2 separate regions of the Homo sapiens genome follow, and region 1 is linked to region 2. A link is an interaction called in ENCODE POLR2A ChIA-PET data of the cell type or tissue named here. Cell type or tissue: GM12878. All regions are shown on one strand. Each heading gives the region's core, and the rest is flanking DNA. Links, peaks and the distances in the headings are about the cores only. Region 1 overlaps CACNB4 (calcium voltage-gated channel auxiliary subunit beta 4). Region 2 overlaps CACNB4 (calcium voltage-gated channel auxiliary subunit beta 4).

Region 1 (11,968 bases), core at 1,974-9,973, 64 kb after region 2:
ACCTGTCAACCACTATAAGATTGTTGGAAATCACTGTCAAAAACCATGCAAGGGCTCTGAAAATAAACCAAAAAACTTGGTGGGACTATCAGAACCTATAGAAGGAGGAGCATATTTAGTTACTGAAACTGTAAGTATATTCATTATATGTATAACAATAATGGCAGATAATATATATCTGATTTTAAGGGCTTTATACACATTAACTAACTTAATCTTCAAAACCACCCAAAAAGTAAGTTCTATCATTATTGACAGGGATGAGGAAACCAAGGCACAGAAAGTTTAAGAAATATGCCCATGGCCACAAAGTAGGAAAGGGAAAGTCAGGATTCAACCCCTGGCAATATGGCGCTGTCTCCACATTTTTTTTTTTTTTTTTTTTTTTTTTGAGACAGGGTCTCATTCTGTCACCAAGCCTGAAGTGCAGTGGCATGATCAGGCCTCACTGAAGCCTCAACCTCCTGGGCTCAAGCGATCCTCCTGCCTCAGCTTCCTGAGTAGCTAGGACTACAGGTACATGCCACCATGCCCCACTAATTTTTTTTATTTTTATTTTTTTGCAAAGATGGGGTTTTGCCATGTTGCCCAGACTGGTCTCAAACTCCTGAGCTCAAGCAATCTGCCCATCTGTGCCTCCTAAAGTGCTGAGATTACAGGTGTGAGCCACCGCGCCTGGTCTGTCTCCACTTTCAATCATGACACTATTATACTACAACATTTTTTCATAATACAAAGTACAAAAAGTAAAATAGAAATTTTCCTGGCTGATAGATATGCCCAATAGAAGGCAAAATTTTTTAAGTCTTATGGAGATTTAAAAAGATCTAGAAACAATTTCAACTACAACCTTATCACTCACCAAACTTTTCAACAAAGCTGCCAATAGAGTAATAACGTAGAAGGTCAGAATCTTTTTCCTATATGATGCTCAGGCTAAAAAGAAAAGGGAGATTAAGGAATAACAGGCATAAGAAAGGCAAAATAAGAGAACTGTTGTTTTTTTTTTTCCACAAACTACACAGACAAGCTCCTGAGTAATTGACAGTTGCCAATCTCCATGTCTGAGTGGATACCTTGGATCAACTCCTCTGAATGAAAAGGCTAAAAGCAAATTCAAAACATCCTGTTTTAAATATAAGACTTTTCAATATTTCTCATGACAGACACAAAAGAAAAAAAAGGACACAGGAAGTACTGATAATGTGGCACCATTTAAAAAGAGAGGAAAATATTTATAACTAAAACTATATAGTTATGTTATAAAAGAATATAAAATGTAGAGCAAGAGCAAGTATTGGTCTATTTAGATGTCAAAAATTGTCACGTGAGCTATCTGGGCTACCTTCTTTTGGCATACCAATACATGCTGTAAAAATAGCCACACAGTTTTATCTTAGACTCACGCCCTTCAAAGTCTTAAAAAGCTCAAAGTTGTCATTATTTTATATGAACTGTAAGCTCCTTTAGGTTTTACACACTAAGTTGTTCTGAGGGCAGGGCGCTAGCTTTACACGGCAGTGCCCCAGCCTCCTGTGAGAACTCGGGGATCCACCCAATGAATGTATTTTTTCTAGTGTGGCAGGTTACAGCTGTTGCTGTTTTCACAGCCGCCAGAGCCTGATGCAAACACATGAAAGGCCCCTAAATCAGCCGATGTAGATGAGAACACAGAGCCTATATCTGTAGCGCTTCCTTGGTACAATTTTTAACTTAATGTTATGGATATCTGAGTTCATGGCTTCATGATTATTTTAAAGGACAAGTGGGAGAGGGAAGAGAAGAGAATGAACGATGATAACCAGTCCAGTTATATCCTCTTGTCCTCCTTAAGTGGCCTTGTTCACCTGGGTAAGAGACGGTAAAGGGGAGACAGTGACCAGAATGGGAGAACTGTTGACATAGAAATAAGGTCCAAGCTGAACCCCACAGAAAGAGAAGAGCTAAGGTAATGGGAAGCCTCCCCACCTTCACCCTAAAATAATGATTTTTCACGGTTATTGCTGACCCTTTTACAGAATGTCTTGCACCACAGAATAATGGAATGTCCATTGAGTACATACAAAGGGAGTCACAGGGCCATATTCTAAAATCCTGGATTGACTCATCATAATCTAATAATAATAATAACAGCAGCAGAAAAGGAGACATGGAAGTACCTGGCGAGGATTGATCCGAATTCTTGCCTCTGTGACTCAAAAATAGAAAATTAACAAGAAAGCAGCAAGATTGACAAGCTGGAACAGCAAATTCATGGGATCTGATCGATTCAAGGAATTTCTCTCTTTGGCTCCATGCCAATTATATCTAGAAATAATTTCAATATATATTTTAGAAAACCATCATTGCTGATTGAAGAGAAAGCCCTGTTTGTCATTTACTTAACACACCCCTAGCCAAACACCAACACAGCTCAGCTGAGTAAAACAACTTGATTTTTCTCAGTCAAATTCCCTACACAAACCAGGAGCAACATTTGGTTTTCTTCTGTGGTCAGAGATGCCAACATCCAGTCCTTGGATTCTCTTACAGATCAGTCCTCATTCTCTATAAATAGGCCAGAAAGACTTTTTGACTCCAGAAGAGATGCTCTGATCCACCAAACCATAGAGACCTCTGGCCTTCTTGTTTCCAAAAGAAATCTAATCCTTAAATCCCTAAAGTGTCTTCTGAAGGCCCCTAAACATATAAATCCTTCTGTCTGAAGTTTATCCGCCTCCCTAGCAAGCACAAGGATATATCTTCATATTTAAAATAACTTTACTATATCTTTGAAAGGAGCAATCCTTTATTCTCTTGAGGCTGCTTTGCCTTTCAACTCTCTTGGGTATCTTTGTTCACATCAAAAGCAGCTAATTTTCCATCTCCAAAAGCTCCACAGTAGACATCTCCCACTTAGCATTAACCATCAATTAGCGATGCATGGAACATATCTGTATATGAATGTAGGTGAAGGTACCAGGGTGAACAGTACGCATGCATGCAGAGGTGCACAGACATTGAGACAAACATACATAGTTCCACAGCTTATAGAAAATAAATAGTTTAACACAAAGCTATTCTTATAATAATGTGTACGTACATGTAAATTTAAGTATGTGCTTTTATATATACACTCAGATATTGTTATACATACATATTAAGTTTGTAAAATTTACTTTGCTGTAACTTTTACATACATAAAATTTCTAACAGTATTAATCAATATATTATGATTCCTTTCTATGATTGAAAACACTTAAAGACTATATTTTCCTCTCTGGAAATTGCCCTGAATGATGATCTGATCATCTTTTTCACAGGAAAAGATCAGGTCCCTCTTTCTAAATGCTTTAGAATTTAAGCATTTGGAAATGGAAGCAATTGTGTCAGAGAAATGAACTATTACTCCTATGTGCAACTAACCCCGGCATCACCGTACAATATACCCTAAGAATCCGTATTTCAAGCTACTCACAATTCCAGAAGGTCCATGTAGGAGCTTTAAATTTTGCAAAGTGTCTCCTGTGCAGGCCAGTTCTAGTCCTAGTATGCTCAACATTTTCTCAAGTAAGAACAGCATTTGACAGAATAGGGTGCAACACACAGTAGCAGGTTGAGACTGACCTATTTACATATATGTGGATTGATCATCTGAAAGGGTGTGTAGCAATATATTAACAATGACTATTTCTGGGTGGTAGGTTTTTGGTAACTTTCTCTGCTGCGTCCATGGATCCCCATAAGAACATCCCTCGGTTTGTGTAATAAACCTGATGAATGAAAAAATAAATCTATTTCCAGAATAATTCCACAAACATCAAAATACACAATGAATCCATTTATGAAATACACGTACACACTAAAGAGCAGGTCTAATGAAATCTACTGCAAATCAGATGAAAACACATAGTATAGTGTACATGGGGGGCTCAGTCCATGAAAAAAATCTTGGCCACTAGAACTTGTATTAACACACAGTGGGGACAGTGAAGGTAGAATAGGCAGCTCTTATATAGCAGCTAATGTAGGAAGAGTCGATGTGCATGATCCACTGGAACCAGCCTGGGCTAGGTATGGGTTCATCTGGAAGCACACACTCCATCATCTATGTCAAGGTAATACAAGAAGTAAGGTGACGTTCTGTGTGAAATCTCCTATTCGGAAGTGGGGCCCTGCTGTGGGGCACTGAATGATCTTTTGCACTTCCTTGTAATCCAGATTCTTAACTACCCTCCTGGACACCAAAGCAGAAGTTAATGGACTTGCCCAAAAAGGCTCCACAGGACTCAAGAATCTAAAATGTCCAGCCTGGGCGACAGAGCGAGACTCCGTCTCAAAAAAAAAAAAAAAAAGAATCTAAAATGCCTGACTCAAGTGTGTTTCGGCATGTTTCTTTTTCCTCTCTCTTCACATATAGAGTATGTGAAACACGGAGGTTACAAACTAAAATCTAGGGCACTGGGAGCATAACATCTACTTTTGGACCAAACTCTTAAGAAAGCCTTGCATCACAGTACCAACATCTCTCTCCTACTGTGGGGATGTGAGGTGCTAACAGTGTATAATAATGGTTTACTCTTATTCGGAATAAAATTGTCCCTAGGCAAGATGATCTTATTACAAGCTTACTGTGTGAAAACATTGAAAATAATCACTTATCACAAGTTAACCCCCACACACCCCACAAAGACATTTTCAACAGCACAGAACGGTAGGACATATGCGGATGGTTCCCCAACCCCCACCCCCAACCGAAGTGCCGTACTCAGCTTTTAGTGCCTATATATTCTCGGACTGCAGCTAGCCATCTGAGAAAAGCCTTTCCACGCCTATCCACCAGACCTGTTCCGAGAGCTCTGCTTCCATCTGGACAACCCCCCACACTTACAGCCATAAATGCATTGGCACTGAGAAAGACTGCTGAGGAGGTGGCACTCCAGGTGTGGCTTTATGTGTCACTTCACCAGGTCAGCTATTTAGGCCTAGTCTTCTCCATTGGCTTGAAGCTCTGTTCACACCATCTTGGGTAACACATCACATTATTCTTCCTTATAAAAACAAATAAACTCAAATGAGCATTCAGAGTCAGTTCACCCCTCCGAACATCTCTCTCTTCCCCTGATTTATGTGACACGGTTTCAATCCCGCCCACCTGAAAGCCTCCCATACTCTCAACTGAGGATTGGCCAGATGCCCAACTCCACTCCTCATGTTTCCCACCTTCCTCACCTCCACAGATGTGCACAGCCCGGAGGATCTCAGCCTGCTGGCCACCACTGAGTCACCAGGAGTACAGCACTGCAGTACCTAGCACTACCCGCCATCAACTACTGCCACCGAGTCAAGTCACTGCACTCTTCACTTCCCATCTTACAGAAAAACTCAGCTGTCCTGTGACACTGGACCCAAAGGCAAAAAAAAAAAAAAAAAAAAATGTTTTCATACTTATAATGGCTCCCCTCTGAACCAGTGCATCTGAAATGTATACAGTTCTGGAGAACAAGGAGCTGGATTTATTAGTTCCTAGCCAACTCTTCACAGCAGCCAGTTTCTACAGGCATTTCTAAAATGACTCCAGTCCACTTCGGTGCAATTCACTGCCTGCCCAAGTTTAAAATCAATGGCCGAAAATAAAACTTACAATTCACAAGGCATCATAGGTTTCATAACTGAGTGAGCAGAGAAGGGGTAGAAGAAGTGATCAGGCCTTCTGAAGAAACCAGCCCAGGAAGCTGGCTTACTGAACTCCTGTAATTGCCTTTGCCATTCCCCCACCCCACCTGCAAGTGTGGACCTTCTTGATTTCAGCCACCAATGTTTCAGACTACAGTCCCTTACAATACACTGACAGTCTGATCATTTATGAGCACGTTGGGCAACACGCAGAGAGACTTTGCGGAAACAGAGTTAGAGTTAGAGAAAACACACAGACAGGAAGGAAAAATGGAATGCCTTAACAGAACTGAGGATTTCTATCTTTCATGGATAGCACATCATTAGACATATACGTCTGCATTGACGTATACCACAGGGTTTTTTTTTGTTTTTTGTTTTTTTTTTGTTATAACCTGTTTATTTGGTGGTTTAGCCAGAGAATCTTATATAACACACTCCTGTTTCAAATGTAGCAACATGTATTGGCACTGCACTCACATAAAATTCAGACTCCCCACAGCACTTCCCATTAACCACCCCCAGCCATTCTACCTTGCGAGGTTTCTGTGTATTGATGAAAAAAATAGGAACTACCACCAGCAAGAGTCAAAAGAAAGATTCAATTATCAGCTTTACCTTATATTTAAAAGCTAGCACTCTATGGTATGATTTCAGGGATTTCAGGAAATTATTTCACCCTGATTTTAACAGATTGCATGAGCCTGACCTAGGGGGGAGAAGGAGTCCAGTTCTCTAACCCAAAACACACGTGAGTCTGCTTCGCTCTTCCAAGGTAGAGTATAGGAACACTGCCCACTGCCTCTGCACTGGATTGCTGTATGGCCACAAGCCTAGCATCTGATTTCCTTAACAAAGAAGCAGTATATCTGCACTGCTTGTTTGGCCAGAAAGCACATAATAATACAGCCACAGCTTAGGAACTTCCATTCATGCTAGCTCAACAAACAATGTGTATTATATAATGAATGAGGCTTTTCTATGAACCCTGCTATTGGAAAACATAGGCACTTTCTGCATAGTTTAAACCAGTCTGCAAGGAGCAGTTACCCCTGGTGAGATCAAACGTGGACCCGGTAATGTATAAATTCAAACAGCCTACACTCTTGAATGCTTTGCCATCACCCTAATTTCTTTTTTGCTTGACAATAAATAATTTTAGTTACCTATAAACTACACAGAGAACATTTACACAGCAGCCAGCAAGCCCCAGAATGATGTTAGCTTTCTGCTCCATGTTCCCTGCGTTGCCTAAGAAATAAGAAGCGGGGGGGTGGAGGGGATAGTGGGAGGAGGAAGAGGAGGGGAGAGGGAATTAGCTATCTATGAAAATACTTACAGCCTCCGAGTCTTCAATTCCATGCAGGTACAAATTGTCATACATGGAGGTGTGATAATCCAGAGCACCTCTTTCAAGGCAAAAACAAAATTGCTGCAGAAACCACAGCTACAGCTTAAAGAGAAAAGGCCTGTTTGGGAGAACTGCGCCTGCCTTATCAATTCCTGTGGATTTACCAGGCAAGATGCTATTCATTCACATCCCACAGGGTGAGGTTATCCCCAGAGGCAGTCCAGACCTGGCATTTTATCTGCCTTCCCAATACAGAGCACAAAAAGCAAAACCCTTCCTCAACCACAGACTGGTGACTGAGCTAGGAAAGCGGCCTCTGATTGGCTCGGCTTCCCTGCTTCAGTCAGCTGAAGAGCGTTCCCTCGGAGAGTGGAGGGCGCCTCGGAGCATCCTACCCAGCAAAGAGCTGCTTCCTGTTTCGCCTGTATTGTTAGTTCTACAATAAACACTTATCAATATCCAAAAGGCTGCGTGGAATGTTTGGAAAGGCAAACTATTGAATACTCCAAACACAACTGCTCATCTTCTTAATTAAATTCACAATTGGAGAAGGGAGCAAAGGAAAGATTTTATTTTCAGAGAATATCATGTAAAGACAGGTAAACAGATACTAATCTCATCCAACATCTGTACTTAACAGATGCATTTAAGTCAAAAGGGCAATGAGTCATAAAAAAAATCTTTACACCCAATGTGAAGAAAAAAATGACTAGAATAAACAGATGGTAAGATTTCTTGTGGGAATTTCTATAGTAAAAGTTTTCAATATTCTCGTTGAAGTCTCTCTGCCTCACTGGCAAGAAAAGAGCTCTGTGTCCCAACTGGTGAAGTTTGAAAAGGAAGCCAAAAACTTCTCAACTTTTAGATGTGAAATGTTTAATGCTCTTTAGTTGAATGTTTTTAAATCAACTTTAAGCAACAGCCAATGTCTTCACGTAAATTCTTCATCCCCTTCCCATGCACAAATCTTTAATAATCCTGAAGTGGCATTGGTCTTTTCCCCAAAACCCAAATAGAAACGTCAGACTCCCTCCACCTGCTGCTCCACACCGCAACTCAGGTGACCTAGGACAGGTCCCACATTGCAGCAGCCTGGGATGAGTTTCTCTAGGTACTTAGAACTTTCTGGTCAACCAAAAAAAAAAAAAAAAAAAGCTGCAGCTTTGAAACAGGAGAGCTTTATGGCCCACTCTAAAAGTAGCCAGCTAAATTCAGGAGGACAAAGAAGCTGGTGAGGAGCACAGAACATATTTTAGAGAAGCTGCATGACTGACTGGGTAAGTAATGACCCAGAAACTCAGAGGCTCTAAGTCCCCTGTATCAGCTTTGCCACTAATTGGTCAGATGACTCTGGACCAGTCAGTCACCATCTTGATGGGCTCTGGTTTCTTCACCCGCCAAAATGAGGTAAGAAATAACTTAGGGAAAGAACTCTGCAAATCTAAAGTGCAACATAAACACTTACCATTGAGAAGCTGCTTTGTCAGCTGGAAGGCACTGGCTGCAGTTCATGGGAGCTCAGCACAAGAGTAACTGGCTGGCCCTGGATCTAGGAAAGGAGGCCTGTCCTTCCAGCCAGTATCTCTGAAAAGCGTAACTCTTAAAGGAACAAACCTGAGTCAAAATAATAACACAACAGCTACAACAGCTGAGCAGAGCATAGTTCTTCCAGGTCTGTGCTGACCCGTTCATGTCTTTCAATCACAGTCGCACATCTTGGGAGTGGCATCAATACCTAGTCCACTGTCAAATATAAATGATAGCAAGAAGATATTGCTGTCCTTCAGAATCCTAAAATGGTAGGGTTTGAACAGATTGTCACCTCTGAGATTGTGCCCCCATGGAGGGAGGACAGCAGCAGGGGATGAGTGCAGTCAACGGGATTCCATAGAGAGAAACCCAGTGCTGGCTCTACCTGTCGACAAGGATGCATGTTGGAGAAAGTCCCTGGCCACGTGGAACCTCGGTTCCCTCCCCCATACACCAAGAGGACCAGATCAAAGGGCTGCTGTGCTCAAATTCATGTGTCAGACTCTTATTTTAATTATTAACTCTCTAATTACAGCCATACGGTATTTCAACCAGAATCAACAGAAAACTGAGACAAGAGGTTCTTTTTTTCTCTTAAATTCTCCAGATCATTTCCCGACTTTACCACTTCAATTGCAAGTATAGATATTCCCCGATTGTGTTAAAATGGACATCTAAATTAAGGGGAGAAGACAGAGGCAGCCCACTTTCACAATTCACCAAGATGAGACAAATTGTTCCCAACTGGATAAACTGTACATAGCTCGGCTCTTCTGTGGATGGCTGCCGTGGAGCGCTCCCTATAGCCAATGTGAGGGCCTAAAGGAAGTTTTAAAGAGCAGGGGCGCACTTTACGGTACCCTAATGCATGCAGTCAGCGAGTCTGACCAGGGAGGGATGTTAGCAGGGAGGCACTGGATCACATATAGCAGCCTGTGGTTGCTCCTGCACCCAACCCCTCTAACTAAGAATAGATGTGAAGGGGCAGGCTCTGCCTGCTTTCCAGGAAGTCAGAAATGTGCTGGACTCAGAATCATAAACTGTAAGAGGTGGGAAAACACCAGGAGTTGCCTTATCTGGCCTTTTAGTGCCTACAAAGGTTCAATTACTTTATTCAAAGCCATATGTTCTATACTGGAGTGTTCCTTCCCCCACTTCCTCCGTGATAAGAGTTTTCAAGATGAGGGGCAGTAGGCGTGTTCCCAAGAGGAATTTGGTGAAATAGAGAGAAGTCACTTTTTTGGGGAAATTCCTATTTTTCCCACGCCTTCCATTCTAAAAAATTATCCCATCAGAAGTCATTTTGTTCACCCACAGCTGATAACTAAAAATCAGATCACAGGTTGGGGAGTCTTCCCCTAGGGTCTGGATCTACACAGAATCAGCACCACACCTGTGAGTCACCTAAGGGTTTCAACCCAATACTCGGGCTGATCCCAGAGTTCCAGAGGAACCCCAGTGAGACGCTCAGCTCTGAACCTCCCCAGAGGAACTCTAAGGAGTTCCAGAAAAGTGAGCTCAGAACTCTAGAAAGATCTTAGAACTGACTATCTCTGCCCCAAGATTCTCTAAACTGAGACCAGGCTGAGAAGTAGTGAGACGTCCCTGGGAGCTTCCCGAGCCTGTTTCAGATCAGCTCCAGTCCCCAGCTTTTAGTAAAAGGGTCTATGGATTCCAGCAAGTTCAAGTTCCTAGGGCCAAATTTCACACTTCACTGCAGCAGGTAGTGAAAAGCAACCAAGACACTGGCACCTTCTTGGTTTTGACTTTAACAGTTCTCCAGCTGAATGATGGTCAAGAAGATGAAAGAGAAACCACCCCGTTTCTGGCCTACTTCTCCCACCTGAGGTTACAGTGAGAACAAGTTTGAAAACCTTGGGGCTCATCTTGTGCTGGTGCTTCCCAGGAACCCACCTACCTCTCATTACTGAGTAGCCTCCAAAACTGCATAGCCTCAAGGAGGCTGCCTCTGATTCTGAGAATGCCCTGTTAAATGTGTTTCTGACTCAACTCTTTTCCAGTTATCTCTCATTATGATCAACAGTTCAAAGTCAAAAAAAGCCCTATGAAAAAGCATCATCTCTATGATTCTGTTTATAAATGCCACGTGATTCATGATGGGGAAGGTATCCTTGCAATTTGACAAATGCCTCCACTGAGCTAAATTAAGTGGAGGAAATGGCATGTCCCTCAACAAATTAGGACAGCTCTATTTTGTATCACAAGGACACATTATTTTCAGTTCTTTTTCATGGGCTTCAAACTTAGGGATATTAAGTCCCTTTTCCTTACCCGTGCTGGGCTTTATCATAGAGTGAACCCATGAAATTGACAGTAGAGTACAAAGGACAGGTATTTCTGTTTTCCACTTGTTTGGACAGAGAGAAGAAGGAGAGAAAAGCCAAAGTGAGAAGATTAGCTATTAGCTATGAGATTTAAATAGCCATGATCAAGACAAACTGGTGCAGATTTAGAAGCAAAAGGCAATTCTGATTCTAATTTTCCACCTAAATTTCTCGGGAATTTAACTTTTCAAAGCCAGTGTAGTTATGCGTTCTATAGCAGAACTGCAAGAACTCAGAGAAGAGACAAAGGAATAATGTTGGGACTCAGCCAAGGCTAGCCCTCCTGTTGGCTCCACGGGCTAGAACACAAGCCCAAGGTCTCTGTTTGCCAATTCAGCCTTGGGAATTATTTTGTTGTTTGTTTTTGTTTAAATTTTACTAAGTGACTACAGTGTGCTAGATGAATTTTCTCATCTTCTGCTCTGCAAGTAATAGTACTCCACTCCTTTGCCTCTAGAAATCTGTGTGGCATTGCAAGAATGAATATCATAACCCTGTTTCCTCCCTGGAGCCCATCAGATAGGTGGTAGCAACAGGGCAGACAAGGGAATGAAAACAAAACAAACAAACAAAAAAACTACAGACAACAGATTCCACTTCTATTAGTCCTCTGCTGTAGTTCTCTGAGGCGGAGCTCAGCTTACCAACTAGGCAGGCATGTCCAGAGTCTCTCCAGGCCCCATGAAGACCATGGAGATAATAGTTTTGAAATTAATGAGTTAAGATATGAAAGATACATAGGAGGCAGTGTGGAAGAATTGGCCTTTTTAATTTTTTTAAGGGAAGAAGTATGGAATCAGGGCAGCCCACATTGCCCAGCTCCAAGGGCCCCATGCACCCCATGTGAATGGTCCTCCCTGTGATATGTAACAAGAATACCATGAAGCAAAGTGCTTATGAGCAGGGACCCTGGAGCCAGACTGCCTGCATATCCCAGCTGTGCCACTTCCCAGCAGGGTAACGCTCAGTAAGCTACTCTACCTTCCTGTGCCTCCATTTCCTCACTTACAAAATGAGGATTCTATCAAGAAGATTGTGCAAATTAAAAGCCTTGGTCTAATAAAACGTTCGGATGGGTACCTGGCAC
Region 2 (11,968 bases), core at 1,759-9,758:
GCTGAGGCGGGTGGATAACTGGAGGGCTGGAGTTCCAGACCAGCTTGGCCAACACAGCAAAACCGCATCTCTACTAAAAATCCAAAAAAAAAATTAGCCGGATGTGGTGGTGCACGCCTGTAATCCCAGCTACACAGGAGGCTAAAGCAGGAGAATCACTTGAACCCAAGAGGTGGAGGCTGCAGTGAGCCAAGACTGCGCCACAGCACTCCAGCCTGAGCAGCAGAGAGAGATTGTCTTAAAAAAAAAATTCATTTACTTTGAAAAGAAGAATAAAACCGGGAATGACACTATTAAAGTGACATTTGAAATTGTCCCTGTCAATCTCCAGGCCCATCTTTTATCTTTCTCCTCCCACATGCTCTGGCCAATAACATGCTTCTCACACTTTTCCAAACATATCTCATCCACACTGTGTGGCACATAGTAGGCACCCAGGTAAAATACTTGTTGTATAAGGTAGGTACATACTCTGAAAGCTCCCTGCTCTTGCACAGGAGACTGACTCTTATTTAAAAAGCCCCTTTTCTCCTTGCCCATCTGGCAAACTCCATTTCATCCATCCGTTGTGTTACAACTGTACGTGTGGCTATTTTACCTTTCTGACAATAACTCCTCAAGGGCAGGTAGTGTATCTTTTTCATCTTTGTGTCCCCATTGTGGGCTTGGCATATAGTAGGTGTATAATAAGTATGTATAGGAAAGAAGGGAGGGAAGAAGGGCAAAAAAAGAAGGATGGGACTCATATTTCTTTGCATTCATCCTAAAAAATGTATGGCATTTTCCTAGACACTCAGAGTTGCGTTCAATAGAGAAAAAAACGCTTGCCTCCAATTTTTCAAAACCACCGCTGCAAAAGCAGATTGAATTTTGTGTTTCACTGAATCCATCCATTCATGATTAATTGGGTAGTTAAGCACTTCTAGTTACATGTGCAGCTGGGAATTCCTCCAGCTGTCATTAATTTTACTAAAGATTCAAATCCTCACTATTTATCTGCTGAAATGGAGCCATTATTATTCCTCGGCCAATCACAATCAAGTAAATAACTGTCCTGTTATTGAGTGACAATTGAGTAATTTACAAAAGCTACAAGTATGCTAACTCCAGTTGCCCTGTTGGTTACTATCATAATAAATGCCATGTTATTCAACTTCCTATTTTATTCCACTAACCAGGTGGGAAAAAAATCCAGATATACACCATAAATTAGTGAACCCTAACATACTCAACATAAAGACAGTAACAATTAGAGATAACTCTTTTTTTTTTTTTTTTGAGACGGAGTCTCACTGTTGCCCAGGCTAGAGTGCAGTGGTGCGACCTCAGCTCACTGCAACCTCTACCTCCTGGGTTCAAGCAATTCTCCTGCCTCAGCCTCTCAAGTAGCTGGGACTACAGGCACATACCACCACACCCAGCTAATTTATGTATTTTTAGTAGAGACGGGGTTTCACCATGTTGGCCAGGCTGGTCTCAAACTCCTGACCTCAGGTGATCTGCCTGCCTTGGCCTCCCAAAGTGCTGGGATTACAGGCAGGAGTTACCGCGCCCAGCTGAGACATCTTTTAAGAACTGAATTTGAAATAAATACAGTCCATTTATTTGGCTTCCAGGATTACTTAGCTGTGTGGTAAGAGAGGAACTACACTTGAAAACTATGCACTATTGGGCAGTGAAACATTCTGAAATGTAATGCATAGTTTTTCAAAAAGAAGAACTAGAATGCTATCATTTCCCCTCATCGCCTGCAATCAAATAACAAAGTGAGAACAAGGTCCAGCTCATTTTGGCTGTCAGCCTCTCAGCATGGTTCAAGTGCGTGCCAGGATACTGTACTCTTAAATGTAGCCCAGGCCTGCAGATGAACCTAAAATATTAAACCCATTTCCCAAAGAAGGAGAAAACAGAAAGTTCAGCCACTATGCCTAGGATGCCTATAATAATCATTTTCTACCCCCAACCTGGAGTTCTCTCCAGCCCATTGCTTGCTACTCATTGCCATTTCATTTACTAACATATTGTATTATCAATTTACAGTTTCTCACATCGTACAGATAATGCAAAATACATATTGCTTCCCCCTAAAACACATCTTCCCGATGTGCACTCATCTTTCGAACTAAAAATCCAATTCTCTCTGCAGCAGAAGACAACGATTCATAAACTTAAGAACGAGATAATTTGATTGTCAAAACCAAGTGTTTGCAAGTCTTGAGTAGAAAGAAGCTTTGCTCTCTTTAATTCAGAGACCTACAAAAATAATATGATAGAATAGCCACAAATGTATTTTGTACCTGGCAATATAAAGTAGGGATCAGGTTCCGTTTATTTACTCTTTCAAGTATCAGTTGCTTTAGATCAGAGAAAGGTCTTTAGCTAACAAATGGTTATTCTTCACAACTCAAGAAAACATGACATGTAAGGCCCAGCAAGGGAAAGATGACCAGCGAGCTTGACAGCTAAAGAGATCAACCAGAAAGGCAAGGCAAGAAGGGCTAGATTTCAATAAATATTCACTGACAAGAAATGGGAATGTGTCATTTACTGTCTAAAACAATTTCATAATTAAACTTTTCACAAAACTGAAAGAATTCTCCACTTCGTCTATCAAGTTCATATTCAACTCAATGGGAGTAAACCCTGATACAGCCAGATTACCTTTAAGTAAAAAGAGTGTTTAGTCAAAACTCTAAGTTAGCTAGAGTTCCTTCTAGCTCTGTATAAGCAGCTACCTCATCCTGTCTTTCTATACATGAGCACATGCATGCACACACATCACGCTATCCTCTTCCTACTCAGTAGCCTCCAGGAACTGCAATGAAACCAGAATGTAAAACTTGACATTTTTCTCCAAAAAGTTGAGGGACGCTACATCAACAGAAATTACTCAGTTGAATTTTTATTCTTAGCTCCAATTCAAGCATGATCAACAGTGTGACAGCATTTAAAAGAAGCATCTCACCAACCCCTTTAAATAAGAACTTCTCATGTTTCATCACATGAGTTTTCAAAAATAGAAAGCAGTTGAAGCCACTGGTTGCCCTATGAGTAAAAGCAAAACATTTCTTTTGCAGGGGGTGAAAATCACTGTCTTATGCATTATTTGTAAGTAGCAATCATTGAGCATTAGTACCTATATAAACTTTAAAAATAAACCACTGTTCCCCACTGCTAGGGAAGAGGGTAAGAGCCTAAGAGCAGTTACTCTATCTATGAAGCCACTAACTTCCTTCATGGCAAGAATAGCTCCTTTGGGGTTAGCCATATTTTCAGAAAATGCCTGAGCCACTGTAACTGATGGAGAATAAAGGTGAGATGAAACTCTCTGGTCTTTATCTTTTGCTGTCCTACTTTCATCTGCTTATGATTTAAAGGGTGAAACTACAGTCTTGTCCAGCAACAGAAGGCCTTTCTAATTCTGATGGCCCTAAGTCAGGCTCTTGTCTTTTGTCCAGCTTCATCTCCCTCCACATCCTATCAGTCTTCCCTCATGCTATGCTGAAAAGCTTGTCACTCCCTAGCTCCCTGAACACATCATGTAGATTGCTACCCTGACGTGTCTCTTTGGTACATTCATCCTAACTCCTACTCATCCTGAAGGCGGAGGCATGTCACCTTTAGGATGTTTTTTCTGATAACCTTTTTCAGGCTTGCTTAGTTCCCATTAAAATTACTGTGTACATTTGTTATCATTGCACTTACATTATTCAGCAGTTATCTCTATATGTTTATTCCCCACTAGCTTGTGTACTCTGAGGTGAAAACCACATTTTATCCATCTCTTTTTTTTTTCCTTGAGTTAAACTCAGTACCTAGTTTTATAAATGTTTACTGAATGAGAAAACATGGAAATGAGTAAATAACTTACAGGTAATCAGAGAACAGAGGTAGGGAAAACAGAACAAGCAAGGACCCTAATATATGTTCAGGTATTTTCATTTAGGGACCTAGATCAGCTAGCTATAGACTTAACCATTCTTTTCTGCATACAAAAGCTTTAGTTTATGTTCATATTTTTTCCTGAATCAGGTCCTTAATATACTAACCAGTAAAGAAATAGAGGTGAATAACCCAAATTACTGGAAAGAAAAAATATAGGCTATCTTTTAAAATAATCTTATTTTGGAATAATTTTAGATTTACAGAAAAGTTGCAAAGATAGTACAGAGTTCCCATATACCCTTCACCCAGTTTCCCCTAATGTTAACACCTTACATAACCAAGGTGCATTTGTCATAAATAAGAAAGTAACACTGGCACGTTATTATTAATAAAACGCCAGTCTTTATCAGATTTCACTGGTTTTCTACTAATGTCCTTTTTCTGTTCCAGGAGCATTGCAATTCAGAATACCATATTGTATTTAGTGTGTGTTTTTTAAAATCAAATATTGACTTGATTTTGAATAAGAAAAACAGCTTCAAAAAGTGATTAAACATCTTGGCCATTCTTCCTGTTTTCTTTCTCTGACATGTGATGGATAGGCCGGCCCTCCTTTCCTGGTCTCAGCCAGGAAGAGCACAGCAAGGAAAGTCCTCTTCACTGGCTGTCATAGCTGTTCCCTCATGTGGGCTGAGAATATTTCAATCAGGTCAGCACACAGTTTCTAAAGAAAAGAAACTGAGGTAGAGTAGAGATCATTGCAAAGATAACAACCAGGAATAAAAAGCATCCTGAGTTGGTGTTTCAAAAGGGTCACAGGAGGATTGAAAGTTCTCAAATATTCTCCAAGAGGCTTTTGTCCTGAAGCCTAGCTTGCTGCCACGGATTAGAAAAAAAGAGCTGCAGGAGGAGACCGTGAGGATGGTAAGAGTCTCTGCTGCTGTCAAAGCCCAGTCAGAGAGGCAGGGCCCAGGGAAAAGGAACAAAGACGCCAGGAGGGAGTCTGATTGCAGCCAAAGAACCTGTTAAGGTGCACAGGCATTAAAAACAGAAAATAAGGAGATCATTTGCTGCTAATTTCTGTGTTCCCGGGCTTTATAAGATAGACAGTGGTATATTTAGGGAGAGGTGGTAAACTAAGCACTTTGGAAAGTTTGAAAGCAGACACCATGCAGAGACTATTCTGAAGGCAAAGAAAAGCTGACCATTTTGCTTGATGATAAAGAGAGGATTTTATTCCAGTTAGAACAGTCACTTAAGGCCAATCAGGGTACCTGAACAGGTGCTGTGAGTGTAGGCTGTTAGCTAAGGTACCTTCCTGGCATTGTCAACCCTGCTTGGTTTTAGGAATCTGCAACTCAAAGAAAAGTGAAGAAGATCCTGAAGGAAGCATGGGGGAAGCTGCAGATGATGAAAGAGTTATGAAAGTCATGGCAAAAAATCTGGACCAACTCATCTGTAGATAAAAAGCCAAGGGAAGACTTTAGATAACATACTTTAAGAATTTGAAAGGCTCAAACTCAAGGGCTGGCAGACAGCCATTTCGCAGTGAGGGCAGAGTGAAAGAAAACATGCCTTGCTGCAGCTTGAGAGATTTAAGTCAGACATAGGAATACATTTTCTGACTAAGACAGTAAAGGTTATCAGGCACAGGACTAGGTTTCTGAAGCAGGTTATCAAATCCCATGCCCTAAGTGTTTTCTCAAATTCCCTTCATTTGGGGCATATTTAAATGGAAGTAAGCTGGTATTTTAGATATTTCCGCATTTTCTTTGAGGTGCAAAGGTGACAAAGGATTTAATTTTTTTTTAAAGAAAGGGAACAGGTGTTATGCTTGAAAAATATTAATTGGATAAATTTAGAAAGAAAAAAAAACTTTAGGTAAGTTTTTACCATTGACTATCCCTGAATCCTATCTATATATAAATATATTTATAAATATATATATTTATATATATATAATTTCTTCTTTAAAAAAGAGGGGGCTGGTGGGCACAGTGGCTCACGCCTGTATTCCCAGCACTTTGGGAGGCCAAGGGTAGGCGGATCACCTGAGGTCAGGAGTTCAAGACCAGCCTGGCCAACGTGGTGAAACCCTGTCTCTATTAAAAATACAAAAAAAAATCAGCGGGGCATGGTGGCGGGCACCTGTAATCCCAGTTACTCGGGAGGCTGAGGCAGGGAGAATTGCTTGAACCCGGGAGGTGGAAGTTGCAGTGAGCCGAGATCATGCCACTGCACTCCAGCCTGGGCGACACAGCGAGACTCCATCTCAGGGAGGAAAAAAACAAAAAAAAAAAACAAAAAATGGGATACAAGTGCAGATTATGCAGGTTCGTTACACAGGTATATGTGTGCCATGGTGGTTTGCTGCACCTACTGACCCACCCTCTAAGATCCCTCCCCTCACTCCCCAACCCCCAGCAGGCCCTGTGTGTGTTGTTCCCGTTCCCCCTTCTGTGTCCATGTGTTCTCAATGTTCAACTCCCACTTGTGAGTGCAAACGTGGTGTTTGGTTTTCGTTCTTGTGTTAGTTTGCTGAGGATGATGGCTTCTAGCTTCAAGGATATGATCTCATTCCTTTTTATGGCTGCATAGTATCCCATGGTGGATACGTACCACATTTTCTTTTATCCAGTCTATGATTGATGGGCATTTGGGTTGGTTCCATGTCTTTGCTATTGTAAATCGTGCTGCAATAAACATACATGTGCATGTGTCTTTATAGTAGAATGATTTATTTTGGGGGGTATATCAAATGGTATTTCTGGTTCTAGATCCTTGAGGAATCGCCATACTGTCTTCCACAATGGTTGAACTAATTTACATTCCCACCAACAGTGTAAAAGCGTTCCTATTTCTCCACAGCCTCGCCAGCATCTGTTGTTTCCTAACTTTTTAATAATTGCCATTCTGACTGGCATGAGATGGTATCTCACTGTGGTTTTGATTTGCATCTCTCTGATGATCAGTGATGTTGTGTTTTTTTTCATATGTTTGTTGGCCGCATAAATGTCCTTTTGAGAAGTGTCTGTTCCTATCCTTTGCCCACTTTTTCGTGGGGTTTTTCTTGTAAATATGTTTAAGTTCCTTGTAAATTCTGGACATTAGACCTTTGTCACATGGGTAGATTGCAACAATTTTCTCCCATTCTGTAGGTTGCCTGTTCACTCTCATGATAGTTTCTTTTGTTGTGCAGAAGCTCTTTAATTACCTATGCCTATGTCCTGAATGGAACTGCCTAGGTTTTCTTCTAGGGTTTTTATGGTTTTGGGTTTTACATTTATGTCTTTAATCCATCTTGAGTTAATTTTTGTGTAAGGCATAAGGAAGGGGTCCAGTGTCAGTTTTCTGCATATGGCTAGCTAGTTTTCCCAGCACCACTTACTGAATAGGAGATCCTTTCCCCATTGCTTGTTTTTGTCAGGTTTGTTGAAGATCAGATGGTTGTAGATGTGTGGTGTTATTTCTGAGGTTCTTGCCCCATTAGTCTATACGTCTGTTTTGGTACCAGTACCATGCTGTTTTGGTTATTGTAGCCTTGTAGTATAGTTTGAAGTCAGGTAGCATGATGCCTCCAGCTTTGTTCTTTTTGCTTAAGATTGTCTTGGCTATATGGGGTCTTCTTTGATTCCATATGAAATTTAAAATAGTTTTTTTCTAATTCTGTGATGAATGTCAATGGTAGTTTGATGGGACTAGCATTGAATCTATAAATTACTTTGGACAGTATGGCCATTTTCACAATATTGATTCTTCCTATCCATGAGGATGGAATGTTTTTCCATTTGTTTGTGTTCTGTCTTATTTCCTTAAGCAGTAGTTTGTAGTTCTCCTTGAAAAGGTTCTTCACATCCCTTGTCAGCTGTATTCCTAGGTAGGTATTTTATTCTCTTTGCAGTGATTGTGAATGGGAGTTCATTCATGATTTGGCTCTGCTTGCCTGCTGTTGGTGTAAAGGAATGCTTGTGATTTTTGCACATTGATTTTGTGTCCCAAGACTTTGCTGAAGTTGCTTATCAGTTTAAGGAGTTTTGGGACTGAGGTGATGGGGTTTCCTACATATTAAATCATGCCATCTGTGAACAGACACAACTTGACTTCCCCTCTTCCTATTTGAATACCCTTTCTTTCTTTCTCTTGCCTGATTGCCCTGGCCAGAACTTCAAATACTATGTTGGATAAGAGTGGTAGGAGGGGGCATCCTTGTCTTGTACCAGTTTTCAAAGGGAATACTTCCAGCTTTTGTTCATTCAGTGTGATATTGGCTGCGGGTTTGTTATAAATAGCTCTTATTATTTTGAGATGTGTTCTATCAATGACTTGCGTATGTTGAACCAGCCTTGCATCCCAGGAATGAAGCCGTCTTGATCATGGTGGATAAGTTTTTTGATGTGCTGCTGGATTCAGTTTGCCAGTATTTTATTGAGGATTTTCACACTGATGTTCATCAGGGATATTGGCCTGAAGTCTTCTTTTTTTTGTTATACCTCTTCCTGGTTTTGGTATCAGGATAATGCTGGCTTCATAAAATGAGTTAGGGAAGAGTCCCTCTTTTTCAGTTGTTTGGAATAGTTTCAGAAGAAATGGTACCAGCTCCTCCTTGTATTTCTAGTAGAATTCAGCTGTGAATCCGTCTGGTCCTGGGCTTTTTTTGGTAGGCTATTAATTACCCAATTTCAGAGCTTATTATTGGTCTATTCAGGGATTTGACCTCTTCCTGGTTTAATCTCGGTAGGGTGTATGTGTCCAGGAATTCATCCATTTCTTCTAGATTTTCTAGTTTATTTTTGCATAGATGTGTTTTTAGTATTCTCTGATGGTAATTTGTATTTCTTGGGGTCAGTGGGGATATCCCCTTTATCATTTTTTATTGTGTCTATTTGATTCTTCTCTCTTTTCTTCTTCTTTATTAGTCTAGCTAGCAATCTATTTGTTAATTTTTTCAAAAAAACAGCTCCTGGATTCGGTGATTTTTTGGAGTGTTTTTGTGCCTCTATCTCCGTCAACTCTTCTCTGATCTTAGTTATTTCTTGTCTTCTACTAGCTTTTGGATTAGCTTGCTCTTGCCTCTCTAGCTCTTTTAATTGTGATGTTAGGGTGTTGATGTGAGATCTTTCTAGCTTTCTGATGTGGGCATTTAGTGCTATACATTTCTGTCTTAACGCTGCTTTAGCTGTGTCCCAGAGATTCTGGTACGTTGTCTCTTTGTTCTCATTGGTTTCAAAGAACTTCTTGATTTCTGCCTTAATTTCATTATTTACCCAGGAGTCATTCAGGAGCAGGTTGCTCAATTTCCATGTAATTGTGTGGTTTTGAGTGAGTTTCTTAATCCTGAGTTCTAATTTGATTGCACTGTGGTCTGAGAGACTGTTTCTTATGATTTCAGTTCTTTTGCATTTGCTGAAGTGTTTTACTTCCAATTATGTGGTCAATTTTAGAATAAATGCCAGGTGGCACTGAGAAGAATATATATTCTGTTGATTTGGAGTAGAGAGTTCTGTAGATGTCTACTAGGTCCACTTGATCCAGAGCTGAGTTCAAGTCCTGAATATCCTTGTTAATTTTCTGTCTCGTTGATCTGTCTAATAATACTGACAGTGGGGTGTTAAAGTCTCCCACTATTATTGTGTGGGAGTCTAAGCCTCTTTGTAGGTCTCTAAGAACTTGTTTTATGAATCTGGGTGCTCCTGTACTGGGTGCATATATATTTAGAATAGTTAGCTCTTCTTGTTGAATTGTTCCCTTTACCATTATGTAATGTCCTTCTTTGTCTTTTTTGATCTTTGTTGGTTTAAAGTCTGTTTTGTCAGAGACTAGAATTGCAACCCCTGCTTTTTTTTTCTTTCCATTTGATTGGTAAATTTTTCTCCATCCTTTTATTTTGAGCTTTACATGTCTTTGCATGTAAGATGGATCTCCTGAATACAGCACACCAATGGGTCTTGACTTTATCCAATTTGCCACACTGTGTCTTTTAATTGGGGCATTTAGCCCATTTACACTTAAGGTTAGTATTGCTATGTGTGAATCTGATCCTGTCATCATGATGCTATTTGGTTATTTTGCACAATAGTTGATGCAGTTTCTTCATAATGTCATTGGTCTTTATATTTTGGTGTGTTTTTGCAGTGCCTGGTACTGGTTTTTCCTTTCCATATTTAGTGCTTCTCTCAGGAACTCTTACAGGGCAGGACTGGGGGTAACAAAACCCCTCAGCATTTGCTTGTCTGAGAAGGATTTTATTTCTCCTTCACTTATGAACCTTAGTTTGGCTGGATATGAAATTCTGGGTTGAAAATTCTTTTAAGAATATTGAATAGGCCAGGTGTGGTGGCTCACGCCTGTAATCCCAGGACTTTGGGAGGCAGAGGAGGGTGGATCATGAGGTCAGGAGATCGAGACCATCCTGGCTGACATGGTGAAAACCCATCTCTACTAAAAAATGCAAAAAAATCGCCAGGGGTGGTGATGGGTATCTGTAGTCCCAGCTACTCAGGAGGCTGAGGCAGGCGAATGGCATGAACCCAGGAGGCGGAGCTTGCAGTGAGCCGAGATCACGCCACTGCACTCCAGCCTGGGCGACAGAGCGAGACTCCATCTCAAAAAAAAAAAAAAAAAGAGAATATTGAATATTGGCCTCCAGTCTCTTCTGGCTTGTAGAGTTTCTGCTGAGAGATCCATGTTAGTCTGATGGGCTTCCCTTTGCAGGTGACCTGGCCTTACTCTCTGGCTGCCCTTAACAGTTTTTCCTTCATTTCAACCTTGGAGAATCTGATGATTATGTGTCTTGGGGTTGATCTTCTCATGGAGTATCTTAATGATGTTCTCTGTATTTCCTGAATTTGCACGTTGGCCTGTCTTGCTAGGTTGGGGAAGTTCTCCTGGATAATAACCTGAAGTGTGTTTTCCAGCTTGTTTCCATTCTCTCCATCTCCTTCTGGTATCCCAATCAATTGTAAGTTTGGTCTTTTTACGAATTCCCATATTTCTTGGAGGCTTTGTTCATTCCTTTTCATTCTCTCTATTCTTGTCTGCATGTCTTATTTCAGTAAGGTGGTTTTCAAATTCTGATATCCTTTTTTCTGCTTGGTCGATTCAGCTATTGATACTTGTGTATGCTTCACCAAGTTCTCGTGCTGTGTTTTTCAGCTCCATTAGGTAATTTATGTTCCTCTAAACTGGTTATCCTAGTTAGCAGTTCCTCTTACCTTTTATCAAGGTTCTTAGCTTCTTTGCATTGGGTTAGAACATGCTCCTTTAGCTCAGTGTAGTTTTTTATTACCCATCTTCTGAAGCCTACTTCTGTCAATTCATCCATCTGACCCTCTGTCCAGTTCTGTGCCCTTGACAGAGAGATGGTGCAATCATTTGGAAGAGAAGAGGCACTCTTGCCTTTTGGGTTTTCAGCATTTTTCATTGATTCTTTCTCATCTTTGTGAGTTTGTCTAGTCTCAGTCTTTGAGGCTGCTGACCCTTGGATGGGTTTTTTGTGGGGGCCTTTTGTTGTTGTTGATGATGCATTGTTGTGGCTTTCTGCTTGTTTGTTTTTCTTTCAATAGTCAGGTCCCTCTTCTGCAGGGCTGCTGCAGTTTGCGGGGGTTCACTTCAGGCCCTATTCATCTGATTCACTCCAGTGCCTGGAGATGTCACTCAAGGAGGCTGGAGAACAGCAAAGATGGATGCCTGGTCCTTCTTCTGGGACCTCTGACCTCAAGAGGCACCAACCTGATGCCAGCAGGATCCCTCCTGTATAGGGTGTCTGACAACCCCTGTTGGAGGGTGTCACCCAGTTGAGTGGCACGGGGAGCAGGACCCATTTAACAAAGCACTTTGTCCCTTGGTGGAGGGGGTGTGCTTTGCTGGGGGAAACCCACTCATCTGGGCTACCCAGATTCCTCAGAACTACCAAGAGGAGAGGCTAAGTTTGCTGGTCCACAGAGACTGCGGCCACACCTCCCCCTAGAGGCTCAGGCCCAGGGACATCCAGATTCTGTCCCTAAGCCTCTGGCTGAAGTTATTGGAGTTCCTGCAGGGAAGCCTCACCCAATGAGTAAGGATGGGTCAGGGTCAGGCCTGAAGG

The links. Peaks named below come from ENCODE experiments on the same cell type or tissue, not always from the same donor. Only the 100,000 strongest peaks of a DNase experiment are listed, where the experiment ranks them.
Region 1: POLR2A ChIA-PET joins it to region 2 with 5 read pairs; 3 of 35 experiments call an interaction of 5 or more read pairs at or near these places.

Annotation. Positions count from the first base shown.
Region 1 is chr2:151,966,675-151,978,642 of GRCh38, forward strand. The region is part of intron 2 of CACNB4 (calcium voltage-gated channel auxiliary subunit beta 4); the gene reads right to left. Among named protein-coding and RNA genes, the nearest start is that of CACNB4, 130 kb to the right of the region's middle. In GM12878, for the core only: no CTCF peak of the experiment used is centred there; a DNase peak (open chromatin) is centred at 5,672; H3K27me3 peaks cover 605 bases.
Region 2 is chr2:151,903,277-151,915,244 of GRCh38, forward strand. The region is part of intron 2 of CACNB4 (calcium voltage-gated channel auxiliary subunit beta 4); the gene reads right to left. Among named protein-coding and RNA genes, the nearest start is that of ARL5A, 81 kb to the left of the region's middle. RefSeq lists a silencer at 10,424-10,627 and an enhancer at 11,571-11,968. In GM12878, for the core only: no CTCF peak of the experiment used is centred there; DNase peaks (open chromatin) are centred at 2,615 and 2,815; H3K27ac peaks cover 693 bases.